2 separate regions of the Homo sapiens genome follow, and region 2 is linked to region 1. Evidence: chromatin loops called from intact Hi-C (ENCODE). Cell type or tissue: endothelial cell of umbilical vein. All regions are shown on one strand. Links, peaks and the distances in the headings refer to the core of each region. The heading gives the core; the rest is flanking DNA. Region 1 overlaps ADAMTS17 (ADAM metallopeptidase with thrombospondin type 1 motif 17). Region 2 overlaps ADAMTS17 (ADAM metallopeptidase with thrombospondin type 1 motif 17).

What was found. Hi-C counts contacts between places; a loop is a spot of excess contacts. Peaks named below come from ENCODE experiments on the same cell type or tissue, not always from the same donor. Only the 100,000 strongest peaks of a DNase experiment are listed, where the experiment ranks them.
Region 2: it touches region 1 in a loop (7-fold over the local background); 12 of 110 quality-filtered maps call a loop at or near these places.

Annotation. Positions count from the first base shown.
Region 1 is chr15:100,108,640-100,114,017 of GRCh38, reverse strand. ADAMTS17 (ADAM metallopeptidase with thrombospondin type 1 motif 17) reads left to right here. Exons shown (of 22, transcript NM_139057.4): 14 at 4,902-5,029. Among named protein-coding and RNA genes, the nearest start is that of ADAMTS17, 230 kb to the left of the region's middle. RefSeq lists enhancers at 1,858-3,057, 4,611-5,378. In endothelial cell of umbilical vein, for the core only: no CTCF peak of the experiment used is centred there; DNase peaks (open chromatin) are centred at 2,117 and 2,697; H3K27ac peaks cover 1,000 bases.
Region 2 is chr15:100,040,454-100,045,831 of GRCh38, reverse strand. The region is part of intron 18 of ADAMTS17 (ADAM metallopeptidase with thrombospondin type 1 motif 17); the gene reads left to right. Among named protein-coding and RNA genes, the nearest start is that of ADAMTS17, 300 kb to the left of the region's middle. In endothelial cell of umbilical vein, for the core only: no CTCF peak of the experiment used is centred there; a DNase peak (open chromatin) is centred at 2,621; H3K27ac peaks cover 1,667 bases.

The DNA.
Region 1 (5,378 bases), core at 163-5,162:
GGCCCACTGCCAAACCCACCCCATTTCTGCTTTTCTCATGGAATCTCATTGAAGTGGAAACCTTCAAGAGTTCAGTCCTCCTTGCCCAGGCCAGCAGGCCATGGGCCCACTGAAGTGTCGGAGAGCTTGGCAAAGGCTGCGTCTGGACGTGGCTGTGCGTTCCCAGCGCCTCCTGCCTGGCACGGCAGAACCCCCCAGGTCTGAGCCTCCGTGGGGATGAGGGGCGTGATGGTTAGGACTCTCTGACGACAGCTCCGCCAAGCCAGCTGGGGCCGCTTAATGAAAAGGAGGGAAGCTGTTGCAAAGCTGAAGATGTCAGGACCTTAGCTCTGTGGTCTCCGAAGCTTGCATTTGGTAGTCACAACCCCGTGCACCCACTGCAGACTGGCTTTCTCAGAACTTGTCCGTGTGGAAGCTGGTAGGGTAGCCCACGGCACCTCTTATGTAAATCCACATCCTTTACCCAGATCCTTTTGGGCCACATACAGTTCAAGCTTCAGAGCATTTTATGTGTTCAAAAGGTAATGACAGTGCATCAACCAAATATTTGTATTGCTAGTGGGCTCCAGGAGAGCACCCCATAGTCAGTCACGTGGGTCTGTCCACCAGGTGACCTCATTAAGGGGGATACTGACACTACCTAGAGCTCACATCAGTCCAGGCTGGTTTTGCTGCCAAATGTGTTTGCCACAAATGGAAGAGAACACTTAGAGTTTTCAGAGCTTTTTGAATTTCTGAATTACATATAAGGGAGTGTAGCCTTCTTTGGGATCCGTCAACCACGAGCAGACATGACCTCTCTGCATCTGAATTTCAGTACCGAGTTCCCAGGAAAGAGACGAGGAATGGGCCAGCTATGGGCAGGTGCTCACTGCTGGTAAAATCCGCAGAGGCCTGTCCGCCGGGGACTGATGAGGGGGCCGGGTTGGGCAGCTTTGGGAACAGGAGTCTGAGTAGCCTCGTCAGCATGTGTCCCCCACAGAGGACCAGGGAGAACTTGGATGAGTGCTGTGATGAACTCAAAGCAATGTCCCCACCATACTAAGACCTTCTAACTGCTGGCCTAGAGAGAGAGCAGAGAGACTGCTGAGAGCCACGAGTGTCTTCTTCACTGCAGAGGAATGTTCCAAACCTCCAGCGGGCACATGTGACCACGTGGTTCCCAAGCTTCTGAGCCCATCTTCCCTGCCCTGCCTGTGACCACCTCCAGCCAAGCAGAAGTCCTGATGCCAGGCAGGCCAGCAAGAAGCCAGACCGGCCCCAGGCTTTGCAGCTTCAGTCAGAATTCCATCTCAGCACACACCAGCCATGCAGGTGGCACGTTCCAAGCTTCCTTCCTTCAAGTGTGTGGTTGTATAACTTTTAAGAAAATGTGATCTTCTGTGCTGTTGGGGATGTAAGAGTGTTGATGCTGGGTGCAAAGCTGAATCCCACCACCTCATGTTATTTACTGGGGTCTTGTTCCTGGAGATTAATCTCCCACCTAAGGCAACCTGGAGGGAAATAGAGAATTTTGAGGGATTCTGAGCCTCCTCCTCACATTTTAAAAACCTTATCCTTTGGGAGATCATGCCATATAGTTTGCTAGAGATGTGGGTGCCCTGAATTCCAAGCAGAGGCCTCAAAGGGGAGACGGACAAATGGAGAGTTCTGGCTGAGCAGGGAAGGGAAGCCCCACCTCTAGACTCTGTTCTGGAGCCTGAGTGTCCCCAGCTGTCCAAGCTGTGGAGGGCAGTGTCTGCAGGTGAGAGCTGCATGCAGGTGGAGCTGAGCGTTCCTTCGTGCAAGGCTCGTGGCCAGCATCCCTCCAGCTGAGGTTGGCCTTCCTGCTTTGCAGAGTCCGCATTTCTCTGCTCACCCTAAAGAGTCCAGATAAACAGCCTTCATCCCTTTGAAGTCTGGCCTTTCTAACTTGCCTCAAAACAGCCTCTGCTTTTCTACCCAAGTCCCACTTCCACTTCTACTCGAATCAGAGGATACACTCGGAAGCCAGAAACATGCATGAAACTGGTGGTTTGTTTTTAGCAATGCCACTTTGCTCTTGGTAATTTTGGCCCTAGGAGTTCTCAGTTTAGAGAGGAAATTGCGATGATGGAAAAAGAAGCAGGCTGGAGCCAAGAGGCGGGGCGTGACCCTGCCAACTGAAGACAGTCGAGCACTTCCTGTGAGCCCTGTATGCATGTCTGTATAATGGAACAGTGACAGCACCCACCTGAAACGAATAGATAACTACTTAGCATGCTGCCTGGAACACAGTAGTAGTAAATATCGTTTATGATTTCATCATCCTTACTACTGCAGCTGTTGAGCAAATCACCTCAAAGCTCAATTACTCCCAGTACTGAGTCAACATTTCAGTCTAAAGGTAATTAAAATCCAGTTTCAAACCACTTCAGCCAAGGGACCCTTGCTTTCAACGAAACAGTAGAGGCAGCCCAGTGTGTGGAGTAGACTCCACGCTGGGGGCTGTGTTGCTGTATTTCTCCCACCAGCTCCACAAGATGCTTGGGGAACCTCAGGGCTCCAGAGGGTACCTCAGTGACCCTGTCAAGCAAGCTCCCTCGAGCTAATCTCAGTATATGTCTCCATCTTCCAGAGTTCTCCTTCCACCAGCCACCTCCTGAGGTCCTTCCCTGCAAGTGGAAGGACAGCTGCCCCTAGCCTGCCAGCACGGGAAATGAGTCATTCCTTCCAGGCTGCACCCAGCCCTCCGACAGCTCCCATCAGACCTGAAACATGTGGCCTCACCCTGGGTTTGCTGTACACTTGTCCATGAGCCCACTGGGGCCTTCAGAAGCAAACATCACGTGTCTGTCTTTCCCCGGAAGTGCCCCCCAGAGTGCCTTGTGTGAGGGAGGGGTCAGTCCCTGCTTGGTGAATGGATGCATGGTGAGGCATCATTACTCCCCTTACCTGGGAGGCTTCAGATCTCCAGTCTTCTCGTGGGCAGATGTTTACCCCCACAGCTAACCGGAAGAACTGAGGGAAGCATTTCCAGCACACTCCTGGAGCTTCTTTCCAGCGCTGTAAGACAAGATTTCCTGTGGAGCCTGGTGAGAAGCAGACTTCGTGGGACAGGAGGCCTGGAAGGTGACTGAACACAGGGGTGGTTTAGTCCTCCAGTCACGAGACAGCACGTCTGCTCTGACAGGAACTCTGCAGGTGGGATGCCAAGGTCGTCCGAGGCCAGGTCGGCTCAGAAGCCTCTCTCTGTCCCTGCTCTTGCTGGCCCGGGGCCACCAGAAGGACCCACTGAGGAGGCCTGGTGGAGAAGACAAAGAGCAGCAAGGAGGATGAAGGTCTTTGACTCTCGCCCTGTGCAAAGTAACCACATAGATGGCATTAGGGTGAGGTGACAGAGAGAGAGAGGAGAAAAATGCATTCCTCTTGCTCAATTACTTACAGAAGAACAAAATCTATTCAACCTGTTTGTTCAAAAATATATACTGAGTCTTGCGGGGCGCGGTGGCTCACTTCTATAATCCCAGCACTTTGGGAGGCCGAGGCAGGCAAGTCACGAGGTCAGGAGATCGAGACCACCCTGGCTAACACGGTGAAACGGTGTCTCTACTGAAAATACAAAAAATTAGCCAGGCATGGTGGCGGGTGCCTGTAGTCCCAGCTACTCGGGAGGCTGAGGCAGGAGAATGGCATGAACCTGGGAGGCGGAGTTTGCATTGAGCTGAGATCGCGCCACTGCACTCTAGCCTGGGCAACAGAGTGAGACTCTGTCTCAAAAAAATATATATATATGTATATATGTATTTATATATATATATATTTATATAAATATATAAAAATATATATATACTGATATATATATATCAGTATATAAATATATATATATATACTGAGTCTTTCTGTGAGCCAGGTCCTGGGCCCACTGTGGGGACAAAAAAATGAAAGCTTAAGTCCCCTGCCCTCTAAGAGTTCACAGACCCAGCATTACTTCAATCTGAAGATGAATAAAAGTCATCCCTTTCACACTCTTTTAGCGATGGGACCTGCCTTATAATAAATCCCTTCAGATATGGGAGGTGCCCAAACAATTCTAGGACAACAGGCAGATGCTGTTGCTTTAATGGAGGTGTGTGCACAGTGCATGTGGAGATGCTGCTCCTGCCCCACCTCAGAGCTGGCGTGAGGGAAGAGCTGCAGGGTGGAAGCTTCCAGGGCAGTAGAAGGCAAAGTGCTGCGAGGGATTTCCAGGCAGAGAGCGCACACCGGGCAAAGGCTGGGGAGCTGGGCGCGTTCTGGGAGGTCATGTGTTTTTAGGAGTAGGGGAAACCCAGGTTTCCATCCTGCCTGGGTGCACATGCGGCTCTTATAAGTTGTCCTAGCGGCGCACATGTCCCCTTTGTACCTTACTCCCACTCAGTTTCTTCTGGGATCTCCGTACCCCAAAGCACAGCTCGACTGTCACCCAGCAGCTAGGGGAGCACTGAAGCTCTTACCAAAGCTACTGTCATGGTGACCCTTGGGGCCGCTGCCCTCACTCAGAGGCATTCTCGTTCCCCTTCCCCTCCCCCTCCCTTCACACCCTCGCTATAAGAGTGGCTCCAGCTCCCCCTTGATGTGTATTCAACGTAGAGATTAGCACACAACTCTTCCTTTGTTCACCGGGTATAGTTGATGCCTTAAGGAAAAGGAAACTTCCTGTATCATTGCAAAGGATAGAGAGATGAGAGAAGGCATCCCCACAGAGCTCAGTCCTGCACTGTCTTCCCCTGTGGCTGTGGGTCTTTTTCCGCTTCCTGGAGCGCGTACCTGAGCTCATGCACCTTTACTGACCTGTGCGGACCTCTCTTCCTCAGGGTTTCCCTCTGCCCACATGTACCTGTGCCCTGCATGGCCCACGCACACCTTCCCGTGTCAACGTCCTCCAACCTTTCCCTCCTCAGATAAGCCATGTGAACTCTACTGCTCGCCCCTCGGGAAGGAGTCCCCACTGCTGGTGGCCGACAGGGTCCTGGACGGTACACCCTGCGGGCCCTACGAGACTGATCTCTGCGTGCACGGCAAGTGCCAGGTGACGTACTTCTCCTTCGGTCCTTGGTGGGGCTTTGGAGAGGAGACTCACTCTCCCCAGACAGGGAGTGGGGTAGAGCAGAGGTCTCAGGAGGCCTAGGGGAGTGGATTTTCTTAGGAAGGCACCCAGTGATGCCGCCTCCTGCCGCCAGTGTTGCCTGGTGCACCAACCCTAGCTCAGTAATGACTGAGTGCTAGGCCAACAAGGAGTGGAGGTGGAAAGAACAGGCACAACGTATTCTAAGACTTTGAAAATTGCTTTAGACATCATGACCAAGACGAAGGTAGGCAGGGTACTAAGATGCGCCTAAAGGATGTCTGCACAAGCCAGGCCCCATTTAGTGCAGAAG
Region 2 (5,378 bases), core at 262-5,261, 68 kb after region 1:
ATAGAATGGCATGGAATTGAATTACCCATGTTGACAGCTCTTCAACCAAAGGAAGGCCCTAGTTGCATTGAGACTAGCTAAAACTCTGATAGTTACCCGCCATCTTTTACTGGTTAAGCCATCAGAGGAGAATATTCAGGGAAACCCATAGCAGCTGGAAACTGAGAAGGAAAAACTCCAGAAAGGAGGGAGCCACAGAGAGTGACTCCCAAATTCTGCATATATCTCAAGAATCTCTGGGAATTCTTAGAGACTAGGGCCAAATCTAAGAATAAGACAGGCCGGCCAGACTCCACATAGCACAGCTAAAGCTAGAAGACCTGAACTGAGACTGTAGCTGCTGCCCACCACAAGAGAGACAGTGCCTGGAGTTTTATTCCAGCCAAATTAGCTGCCTACTAAAACAAAAATTCAATATTCTTCTAAAATGAAACTCTAGAGCTGCATAGTTCAATATGGTGGTCACTAGCCACTCCAAATTGAAATCTGCTATAAATATAAAATATACATGAGGTTTCAAAGATTTAGTATGAAAAGAGATTATAAGTCTCAATTATTTTATAAAATATTTAAGATTATAAAATATCTTAATTTTTAACGTGATTACTTTGATTATAATCGTCCCAAATGATTATATTTGGGATGCATTAGGACAAACAAAATATATTACTAAAATTAAATTTGAGGTTATTTTAATGTGGCTTCTAAAAAAATCCAAATTAACAGGCTGGGCATGGTGGCTCATACCTGTAATCCCACCACTTTGGGAGGCCAAGGCAGGCAGATCACTGAGGTCAAGATTTCAAGACCAGCCTGGCCAACATGATGAAACCCCATCTCTACTAAAAATACAAAAATTAGCCAGGCATGGTGGCGTGCACCTGTAGTCCCAACTACTCAGGAGGCTGAGGCAGAAGAATTGCTTGAACCTGGGATACAGAGGTTGCAGTGAGCTGAGATCACGCCACTGTACTCCAGCCTGGGTGATTAAGCCAGACTCCGTCTCAAAAAAAAAAAAAAAAAATCCAAATTATATATCCAGTTCTCATCTTCTTTCTGTTGAGCAGTGCTGCTGTTGATTAGTGTATCATTCACAGTGTTCCAGGTACAATCCAAAATTACTAGTCATATAGGGAAACAGATCCATACTCAAAAGAGAAGGCCATTAATGGAGACTGACTGGAAGATGACATGTATGTTGGAATTAGAAGAAAAGAATGTTAAAGCAGCTATTGTAACTATGCTCAGAAACGTAAGAAAAGCTATGCTCATGGTCATGGAACATATAGGAGATCTTAGAAGCAACAAAGATATACTCTACAAAAACACAGTTTTAGGACTAAAAAATAAATACAATATCTGAAATTTTAAAAATTCACTCCATGGGTCTAACAACAGAGTAAGATGATGAAAGATTACTGAACTTGAAGATAGAGGATTAGACATTATTCAGTCTAGAAAATGGGAAGGAAAAAATTGTTGACAATGAGCAAGACTCAGTTACCTGTGGGATAGTATCAAGCATTCTAGCATAAGGGTAATTGGAGTCACAGAAGGAGAGGAGAGAGAAAATGGAGCAGAAAATAATCATTTAAGAAACAGTGATCAAAAATTTCCCAGGTTTGTGAAAGACAGATGAGAGGTAATCAGATCACATCTTCATGTTTCAACTAGATTCCAGATTAATTCAAAGTGCCATAACAGAGCCCTCTGATCATTGCAACAAGTGGGCAAGTATATCAAGTTCGTGATTTTGCCTCCCATGTATCTTCTAAGAGAGAACCATGCTGCACTGCAAAACTGAAACCAGAAGATCATGTAGGAAAACACCTACAAAACAAAGTGACATAAACAAACATGAGTGCAGACTCTATTAATGAGTGCCACAGAGCTGTGCTAAGCCTACGATAGATAACATCAAGTGTGTGTATTGCTACAGAAAGTTCAGAGTCATTCTGGCTTGATGGACCACAGTCCTGCCGTGTTGCCACGTTTGAGCCAAGTTCAAGCCAAATACACTTCAGACTAAAAGCAATTTCAGAAGCAAGTTCTTAGTATCTCCGTAGAACAGGGGTCAGCAAACTTCATCTGTATAGGTCTAGAGAATAAATATTTTTGCCTTCGCAGGCCACATGTGGTCTCTGGCATATTTTTTTCTGTATTTTGAGTCATAATCCTTTAAAACATGTAAAATTTGTTATTCGCCCTTGGGTTGTCCAAAAATAACCCCGCAGGCCAGACATAGCCCACACGTAAGAGTTTGCTGGCCTGTGTTTTGGATTATTGCTTACTCCCGTTTTGCCCACTGAGATATTGGCACCACGCTCTCAGCATGAGCCAGAGCTCTGCAGGTATTAGCTCAGGGAATGTATTTTCTTATTATACAAAGGAGGACGTGTTAGAATTCTGAATTTCTTTTTATTGTGTAACTTGATAAATATTCGATTTCTGCCTCCCCACCACTTCTCTTTCCCACTTCCTTACACTCCCTTCCTGACTGTAAAATCATGTGAATCAGACTTAAAGAATGAGTGGAATTACTTAGAGCAGAGAAGAAAATGAAATTGAAAAACAGGAGAAAATAGCACCTAAGATCTGCCTTAGAGACTGTAGACAGCAAGTGCCTGGCTCCCTGCCCCAGGCTGGTTTTGTTTGCTCATTTGTTGATTTGTTTATTCTGAACCATCTGACCTTGTACTTTTTCTTAAACTGGATATGCGAGTGCCATGACTCATCAAAGAGGATTTATTGTTTGGCTAAAGAAATGTATGATCTGATAATAGATTTTGAAGCTCTTGCAATTCCTAACAAGATAGATCCGTGCGTACATACATACACATACATATATACATACACACATGTAAATGTATCTACATGCACCATATACATATATATATGTATTATGTACAGTAGTTCCCACTTATTTGCAGTTTCACTTTCTGTGGTTTCAGTTACCCGTGGTCAACCATTGCCCAAAAATATTAAAAGGAAAATTTCTGAAACAGTTCATCAGTTTTAAGTTGCTTGCTGTTCTGAGTAGTGTCATGAAATCTCACACCATCCCGCTCTGTCCTGCCCAGGACGTGAATCATCCCCTTGTCCAGGGGATCCACAGTGTCTCTGCTCCCTGCTGGTTGTCACTCAGTAGCCATCTCAGTTAGATCAACTGTAGGGTGTCGTAGTTCTTGCGTTTTACTTAATATTGGTCTCAAAGCACAAGAGTGGTGATGATGGCAACTCAGATGTACTAAAAAGAAGCTATAAAATGCATCCTGTAAGTGAAAAGGTAAACGTCTTCAACTTAATAAGGAAAGAAAAACAAATGTATGCTGAGGTTGCTCAGATCTACAGTAAATGAATCTTCTACCCATGAAATTGTGAAGAAAAAGAAGAAAGAAATCTGTGCATAGTATATACAGGGTTCAGTACTAGCCTTATTTTCAAGCATCCACTGGGGGTCTTAGAACATATCTGCCACAGATAAGGGAGGACTTCTGTACAGCTATTATACACACACAAATATTTGGACAACAAAATTTGAATTATTGCATGGCACGATCTAGTTGTCATGAGTCTTTCATAAGAACCTATGGTTACATGGATTCATGCTAGTAAGTGAAGAAAAGTAGAAAACCTGACCTTAGGAAATGAGTGCCAGAAAATCGGGGAGATTGGACACACAAGTAAAAACTGCACCTGGGCAACAGGGTAAGGTGGAGATGTGGAGGGTCTGGATTACAAATGGCTGTTTCAGATGGGGTGGCATGAGTGGAGGACAGAGCCTGGAACCTGGAAGAAGCGCCCAAGAATCCCATGGTGTGAACTTTATTAAAGAAGCCAGAATGCAACCCACTGTTGAACCTGGCAAGGTGAAAGAGCCTTTCTATGTTATTGTTACTCTTTGACCTTTAAAGTGGCAGAGATGTTTGTCTTTTTCCTTTATACTTTCCTTTATTTCTCCTGATCTCCCTTTAATTTTCTTCAACCCTTTTTCCATTGAGTTCCTGACAGTTTCCTTTGCCTTCCCAACTGCACACCATTAGCACCACTTTATTCTAATCCTAGCTCTGTGGATACTTCTCCCAAACCCTGCTGTAACCATATGGAATCTGGAGTCTGACACGCATGGCAGATGGCGTCTCCCCAGCATCTCACACACCAACACAAAAACATTGACAAACCTGACCCTGACATTGGCAGGCATGGCAGAAATCACAGATCAGCCCAGCTGTTATGGCCATGGCCAGCAGCCTTCACCTTGCTAACCACAGTCTGCAGGGAAGAGGCCTCCCCATCATTCAGCATCCAAAGAGCAGTACTGTGTGACGAGACCCTTGAGACCCAGCCTCAGGTGGTCCTGGAGCAAGGAGGCAGGGGCTGCCAATGAAGTGGACACGTCCCGGAGCACAGACCTTGTGCTTTACCAGATTTAACATTTTTGCAGTCTTTAAGAGCTTATTAGCCACTTGAAAAAGGCCATTCCAAGTTATTAGATATTTCCCTATGGTATTTATGATTTGAACTTCTTCCCAGGCAGTACATGCTGTACTGTACATTGAATTAGAGTGATTCAGAAAAGAACATTCAACATCTTACTGGCAATTGAATTGAATAGTCATTTGCAAGGAAGCGTATTTGGTTTTTAAATGTGTTCTCCTTCCTCAATTATCTTAATCAGGCTGGCCTTATTTGGGGTTAAAATGGAATGGAATCCCTTTTTATTAAAGCATATTTTGTGTGTGTGCACGCGTGCATGTATGAGAGACAGAGAGAGAGACCATGACTTAAGAATGAAGCCTGGAATACGTGGATCTTTAGCTATTGCCACAATCTGAAAAGATATGGTTTTTTAATCAATTTCTTGCTAGTCTGAAACATAAACATTTTCTTTCCTGTCTTTTTCTAAAATAAAATAGGTAAATCTAATTGTGACTAATACCTGTGGTGTATTACATGCCTTGTTGATGGTATGTGAGTGGGGAGGAGAAATTTAGATTGCCAAGATGCTGGAACTTTTTCTGACACAAATTTCAGGATGTCACCTGTCTTTAAATTAAATGTTAAGTTTTAAAGCCTTACCTTATTTATCTAAATTAAGAAACATTCAAGATGGAGGACAAGAAAGCATTTTCAGAGGTTTTTTTTTTTTTTTGGTCATTTGACCATCCCTTCGTTTGATCATTACAGAGGATGAGAGAATGCCCTGGTACCAGGTTCACAGGTGACAGGATTTCTCCTGTTGGGAAATGCTTTGCATGTAGGCTCTGCAACCCATCAAAAGAGATCCTTCTCTCTTCCTGATTTTTCTGAGTAATAAAATATGAAAACCATCAAGCACTTGATGTTTCCATTTGACTTTTTATGTCACAGTTACAAGA